Regions from separate parts of the Homo sapiens genome. Here region 2 is linked to region 1. A link is an interaction called in ENCODE POLR2A ChIA-PET data of the cell type or tissue named here. Cell type or tissue: PC-3. All regions are shown on one strand. Each heading gives the region's core, and the rest is flanking DNA. Links, peaks and the distances in the headings are about the cores only. Region 1 has its middle 8.2 kb from the start of TSEN2. Region 2 overlaps SYN2 (synapsin II).

What was found. ChIA-PET counts read pairs that join two places held together with the same protein. Peaks named below come from ENCODE experiments on the same cell type or tissue, not always from the same donor. Only the 100,000 strongest peaks of a DNase experiment are listed, where the experiment ranks them.
Region 2: POLR2A ChIA-PET joins it to region 1 with 21 read pairs; 6 of 35 experiments call an interaction of 5 or more read pairs at or near these places.

The regions. Positions count from the first base shown.
Region 1 is chr3:12,474,831-12,477,744 of GRCh38, forward strand. No RefSeq gene overlaps it. Among named protein-coding and RNA genes, the nearest start is that of TSEN2, 8.2 kb to the right of the region's middle. In PC-3, for the core only: no CTCF peak of the experiment used is centred there; a DNase peak (open chromatin) is centred at 1,591; H3K27ac peaks cover 2,500 bases.
Region 2 is chr3:12,179,220-12,182,133 of GRCh38, forward strand. The region is part of intron 10 of SYN2 (synapsin II); the gene reads left to right. Among named protein-coding and RNA genes, the nearest start is that of TIMP4, 22 kb to the left of the region's middle. RefSeq lists an enhancer at 1-131. In PC-3, for the core only: no CTCF peak of the experiment used is centred there; a DNase peak (open chromatin) is centred at 1,182; H3K27ac peaks cover 994 bases.

The sequences.
Region 1 (2,914 bases), core at 239-2,738:
AAGACTGTAGGCGCACAAGGCCCGGCACCTCTCCCCTGGAGTAGGCAGCAGCTTCCTCCCTGCAGCCTCTCAGCCCCCAGGCCTCCAGAGCCATCTTCTAAAACCACATCTGGCTGAGACTTTCCCTCCTTCCTCCCTTCCCTGTGGCCCTGTCGCCCTTGGTATAAGACCTAAGCCCCTAAGGACAGCATCTGAGGCCCTTTCACAGCCAGGATCCCACTTTCCTTTCCAGGCTTGCTTCTCCCAGGCAGGCTGCCTGATGGTTCCTGGATATGCCGTGTGTGTCCACACCTCTGGGCCTCTGCTCAGGTAGGTCCCTCTGCCTGGGGTGCCCTCTCTGACTTGGTCAGCTCCTCCCCATTCTCCAAGACCCAGCAAAAGTCCACTCCTCCAAGAAGTCTTTCCTCAGCCTCCTCCTCCTGGGCGTCCCTCAGTTAGCATTGGCCACACTACTTGAGAGTCCAACTTTCCAGAGCTTCCTCCCCTGCTAGACTGTGAGAGCTTTGCCATCAAATATCGCCTTGGGTTTACTTGGGTGTCCCAACCCTCCAGTGTAGAGATGGCATACAGGAACTGAATGGATGAGCAGGTCACTGAGCAGACACGCTGGGGAAAGCACCACGTGGAGGGAATCAAGAGAGCTGGATTCTCATTCCAGTCTTCTGGCTCCTCAGGTAAATTCCTTCTTCTCTCTAGACCTCAGTTTCCTTGTCTGTAGAAGGAGAACATTGGGACTTGACTATCCTGCAATGCTATTTATTAAGACTTACCCCGTACGAGGCCCTATTCTAGAAATGTACATACTATGATGATAGTATGACGTATATACTAATAGTAATGTAGATAACTATAAGTATTTCTGGTCAAATGAAAATATAAAGACAAAGTCCTTGAAGTTACTTGCGGTCTAGTTCTGGAACCAAGGAAGGCAGGACCAAGACCTTTTAGGGGAGTGTATTCCATTATAGGAAACATCATGCTGCTCTTGGCCCCCACGAGGTCCCTTGGGGAAGGGAAATAAACATGGATGTGACAGTCAGGCCGAGCATAGCCCAGATCCCTGCTCTGTACTCTGTAGATGTGTGACCCTTACAAGTCTCTTTACCTCTCTGAGCCTTGAAAATTGGAGACTGTGTAGCTATCTCAGAAAGTTGCTGTGAGGACTCCCTTGGATGTAGGACTCTGAATACTAGGAATCCTTTCTTTTTAGTCCCATGGAGTATAAGGAAAGGGAGGGAGATTGGACAAGGGACTCCATGCTGTAAGCCTCAGTTTCCTCATCTGCCAAATGTCCCCATAACAGCCCCCTCTGAGGGCTGGTTTGAGGTAAACTGAGGTCGAGGGTAAAGCAACTGCACTGGGCACTCAGTGAATGCGAGCTTCCCTCCAGCCTGGCGGTGGGGCATAAACTCCGCTCCATCTTCTTGGGCAGGTTTAGAGCAAGGGATTCGGAAATGCTCTGGAGACAGTCAAGAAGGAAGCACAGAAAAGGAAGAGTCAGAGGAAGCCTCTGGAACACGTGAGGATTTGCCTTCTCCCATCAGAACATGCTCTTAAACAAACAGCAAGCTTCCTCCATTAATAAGTCCTGTGGAATGCACATGAGATTTTTTTTTCCTCCTCCTTTTTGCTGATTAAGTTCCCCCAAAACCCCCTTAAGAATTTTAATAAGAAATGCAAAAATCAACAAAAGTCCAGCAAACCCTTTCCTGTTATTAAATAAAGGGAAAGTAAATATTGCAAATTGGACATATTTCATAAGAGGATGTTTTGTTTGGGTGAAAAAAATGAGAAAGAAAAGAAAAAGCTATTTGCTGTCTGGCAGCAAATATATGTCTTTGCTGAGTTTTGGTTTCAAATTTGATGACTGGGGCATTATTCCTGGTTTGCCTGGAATCCAGGCCTTTTGATATCTGAGGCAGATGTACCCAGGCAAGCAGGAAAGCCAGGTTTGGGCCATGTTCGGCCTCTTCTTCCGTATCTCTTGTGAGGAGACCAGAGTTTTTCAGCCACCCAGGAAATTAAAATTCTGAGCTCAGAGGTGGGGACCTACAGGGGAGTCACATGCAAGACAAAAACAACTTGCAACAAAGAAGATATGTATGTTATTTTGAGAGAGAAAGAGAGGAAACATAACACTAAAGGTTGTCTGTACCTTCTTTTTGGATAAGATATGAGATCATAAAATACATTGTACATCAAATGCATCAACATAGGCAAAAGGGCCTGTTGTGTTGGAGGACGTGGGTTTAAATCCCCCTGTTGTCACTCTTAGCTGGGTTACCTTGGGTAAATTATTTAACTTCTCCGAGTCTTACTTTCCTCATCTTTAAAATGGGGAGAATAAAAATATTTACTAACAGAGGCGTGGTGAGGAATCGAAGAGTGGGAAAACAGGCTGATGAAAGTTAAAACTCTAGGCTCAATGTGTACTCATATTATTTTGTGTACCATGACAAATGGAAAGGAAGGGAGGAAAGAGGAGAAGCGATGGTCTTTTATCACTTGGTAGTGAGGAACAGTTTCCAAAGAACACTCGGGATCGTGATTTCACATGCTGGTCAGCACAGCTCTGGGAGGCTGGCAAAGTGAGGACTGCCCTTTTATTCCAGTTGGAGCACCTGGTGCCGGAAAGTGGGCGTGGTCTGTCAAGAACACACATTAAGAAATGGTCTATGTAACCATGAGTTTAGAGAAAATGACAAAAAAGAAGGTGGTAAAGGGTGAGAAACTAGAAGGTGTGACCACTGCCAGCCACCCTGCTCCCATAGGAGGAGCCACATTTTCACCAGGGCCCCTGCACCTGCTCCTCAGTCCTCTGTTTCCTCCTTGAAGTGATCCTCACCTGGCGCTCACTTCTCTCTGGCAGGGACAGCAGTTGCAGGGTGGTGGGATCATTTGTGGAATGCCGGGA
Region 2 (2,914 bases), core at 175-2,674, 300 kb before region 1:
TCCTGAAAGCCTATACCTGCAAGACATCTCTGCACAGGTCCAATAACCCTAGGGGTCTTGCTGAGTTTAAGACTCTGTAGCTGGTCCAGGCTGGTCTGGAACTCTGTAGCTAAGAAGGGATTGTCTCAGTTCTCACACACCGGAAGAACTGAAAGAAAAAAAAAAAAAAAAAAAAAAAGCATAAACGAATTCATGGAAGCCTAGAGCCAGAAGGGCCTGTAGAAGTCATGTGCCTGCAGCTACATGAGCCCCCCTAACCAAAGTTTGTCCAAGCACTGCTGAAATACCTCTCATGCCAGGAAGCTCACTACTACCCAAGCCAGCCCTTGACACTATTCAGATTTATATTTGACTAATTTCAATCTTCTACTAAGCCCTAGGTGCTTCCATGGTTACCTCATTTATACCATTTGGGAAACTGTGACTCAGGATAAGTAACTTGCCCAAAGTCACATGTGTAAAGTTGTCATTTCGAGACTTCTAACCATCCTATTTGCTCCATGTACCCATGTTTTTCTGCTAGCATCACCCTTAAGAGGTGGCCAGAACTGGTTGCAGTGCTCTCTCATGAGGCTTGATCAGCCAAAAGAACAGTGGTCCTATCACTTCCCCTTGTCAAGACATAGACATACCTCCAGCTGCATCCAATTTTTGGCAGCATCATTACAGACTGACACCCTTTGAGCCTGTCGTCACTCTGTAAACCCAAAGTTGGTTGGGGTTTATTATTTATTTATATATTTTTTTGAGACGGGGTCTCACTCTGTTGCCTAGGCTGGAATGCAGTGGCGTGATCCTGGCTCACTGCAGCATCCACCTCCCAGGCTCAAGCTATCCTCTTGCCACAGCCCTCTGGGTAGCTGGGACTATAAGCACATGCCACCATGCCCACCTAATTTTTGTATTTTTTGTAGAGACAGCGTTTCATCATGTTATCCAGGCTGGTCTCAAACTCCTGGGCTCAAGTGATCCACGCACCTCGGCCTCCCACAGTGTTGGGATTACAGGCGTGAGCCGCACCCAGCTGGGTTTTTTTTTTTTTATGCTACTATAAGGTCATTTATTCCCCTTCCGTTTTGTGTACAGCTAGGCACAAGCACTGCACTTCACATTCTTACCTGTTTGAATCAATCCAACTTCCTGAGGAAAGCTCTGCCTCTCAGTCTGGCCATGAGTTCCTGCTGTGGGCTGGCTCCAGGCCAGCCTTTGGCAGTGACGCCAGAGTGGCCAGACTTCTGTGGAATTCGGCATCCCAGGATGCTCTGGGTGACTGGAAACAGATCCCATGGTAGCCAAGCCCCACAGGGAATAGGCCCGGAGCCCCTAGTAGACAGCAGGCTTGTAGGTGGAGCCAGGGTGTCTCAGCCTGGCAAGGGACAGTCCTTGGGAATTCTCCTCCCCGCCTCCCGTAGCCCCTGAGAAGTCTTCCATACACAATCTCAGTGGAGCCGGGGCCAAGAGAAGCTTCCTAGGCGCCATCAAGGGTGGCCAAAGCATATTCCCAGGCTGCAGCCCAAAGGACTGCCTCCGGGAGCTCTTCCTCTCAAGCCTGGAAAAGGGCACTTCTGGGCTTAGTTCATCCGTGGGTGTCTTACATGTATATTCCTATGGCTGAGGAAAGACAAGGCCAGCCTACATGGTGTGATCACCCCTGTGAGCTCATCCTGTGTCTGGAGTTCTACCATTAAAGCTTAATCTATGGGATTTAAAACGTTTTCTTGGAATCATAGTTTCACTGGATTGGAAGGAACCTTAGCATTCATCCAGTCAATCTCATGTTTAAAAAAGGAATATTATCTATGATGTCTTTGTCAGGTCATTCACTACCCACTATGTGAACACATACGTCTACCTCCCAAAACAGCCTATCTCACTATTTTTACAAAAGAAAGTTCTACTTGTAGGTGAAAGTCTGCCCAGAGCTTTTGTGCCCACTGGCCCTGGTTCTGCTCTTATGCCACATAGTCTTCTGTAACCCTCTCTGGGAATACCAATTCTCTGGGAGGAGAACATCGTAAGCTGCTCTTGGCCAACATTTGAGATGATGCATTGGGACCCTTCAGTGGTACTGGGCATGAGGCCCTGGGGGAGAGACCAGCGAGAGCCAGTCCGGTAGCTTCACAAACTGGGACTTTTTCTGTCCTTCACCTAAGTATCTGTCTCTGACCATGAGAGGCTGTGGTGTTGAAGGCATGGGCCAGACTAGAGAATGAACAGTAGAGGATCAGGCCTGGACTGAGCAGCTGTTTATGACATAAAGGAGGGAGAAGGCTAGAAAGGGCAAGCCCAGCCATGCTGAAGCAACCAGGAGTGCTGATGATACCTCATACGGTACTGTGAGGTACAGGGAGATAGTGCACAATAGTGCATCCATGTTACTTGGAACACAGTAAGCACGCCATAAATGTCAGCTCTAGGTGATTTAGAGAAGTTAAGAGACACAACTAGAAAAAAGGTTTAGGAGGTTAATAGGTAGCCCCAGAGAAGATAGATTGGAAAGAAAAAGATGAAAGAATTAGGAGACTATTCTAGCAAGAAATGATAAAGGCCTGACCAAAGTTAGTCCAGGGAAGATGGTGACTCAGATACCAGGAGGGAAAAGTGGAGGAGTCCTGAAGGCTGATGGGATGGAGTGGTTTCCAGCTGGCTTCCCGGGTATGGGTATTGCAGTGTCAGGCTCAGACTGTGCCTTATGGATCCCAAGAAGGTCCCCAGAGGAAGGGAAAGGAAGTAGTGTTCTCACTGTGACTTGTGGGGGTTGAGGGTTATGGTAGAATGGGCACTCTGATGTGGTGGCACTGAGGACATTTCAAAGGCCCCCCTCCCAGCTGCTCTCCCAAATCCTCTCAGTAGAACAGTTCCGAGTAATGAGGTTAAAAGACTGTGATACTGAGAAGGTAACACTTCCTGGCAG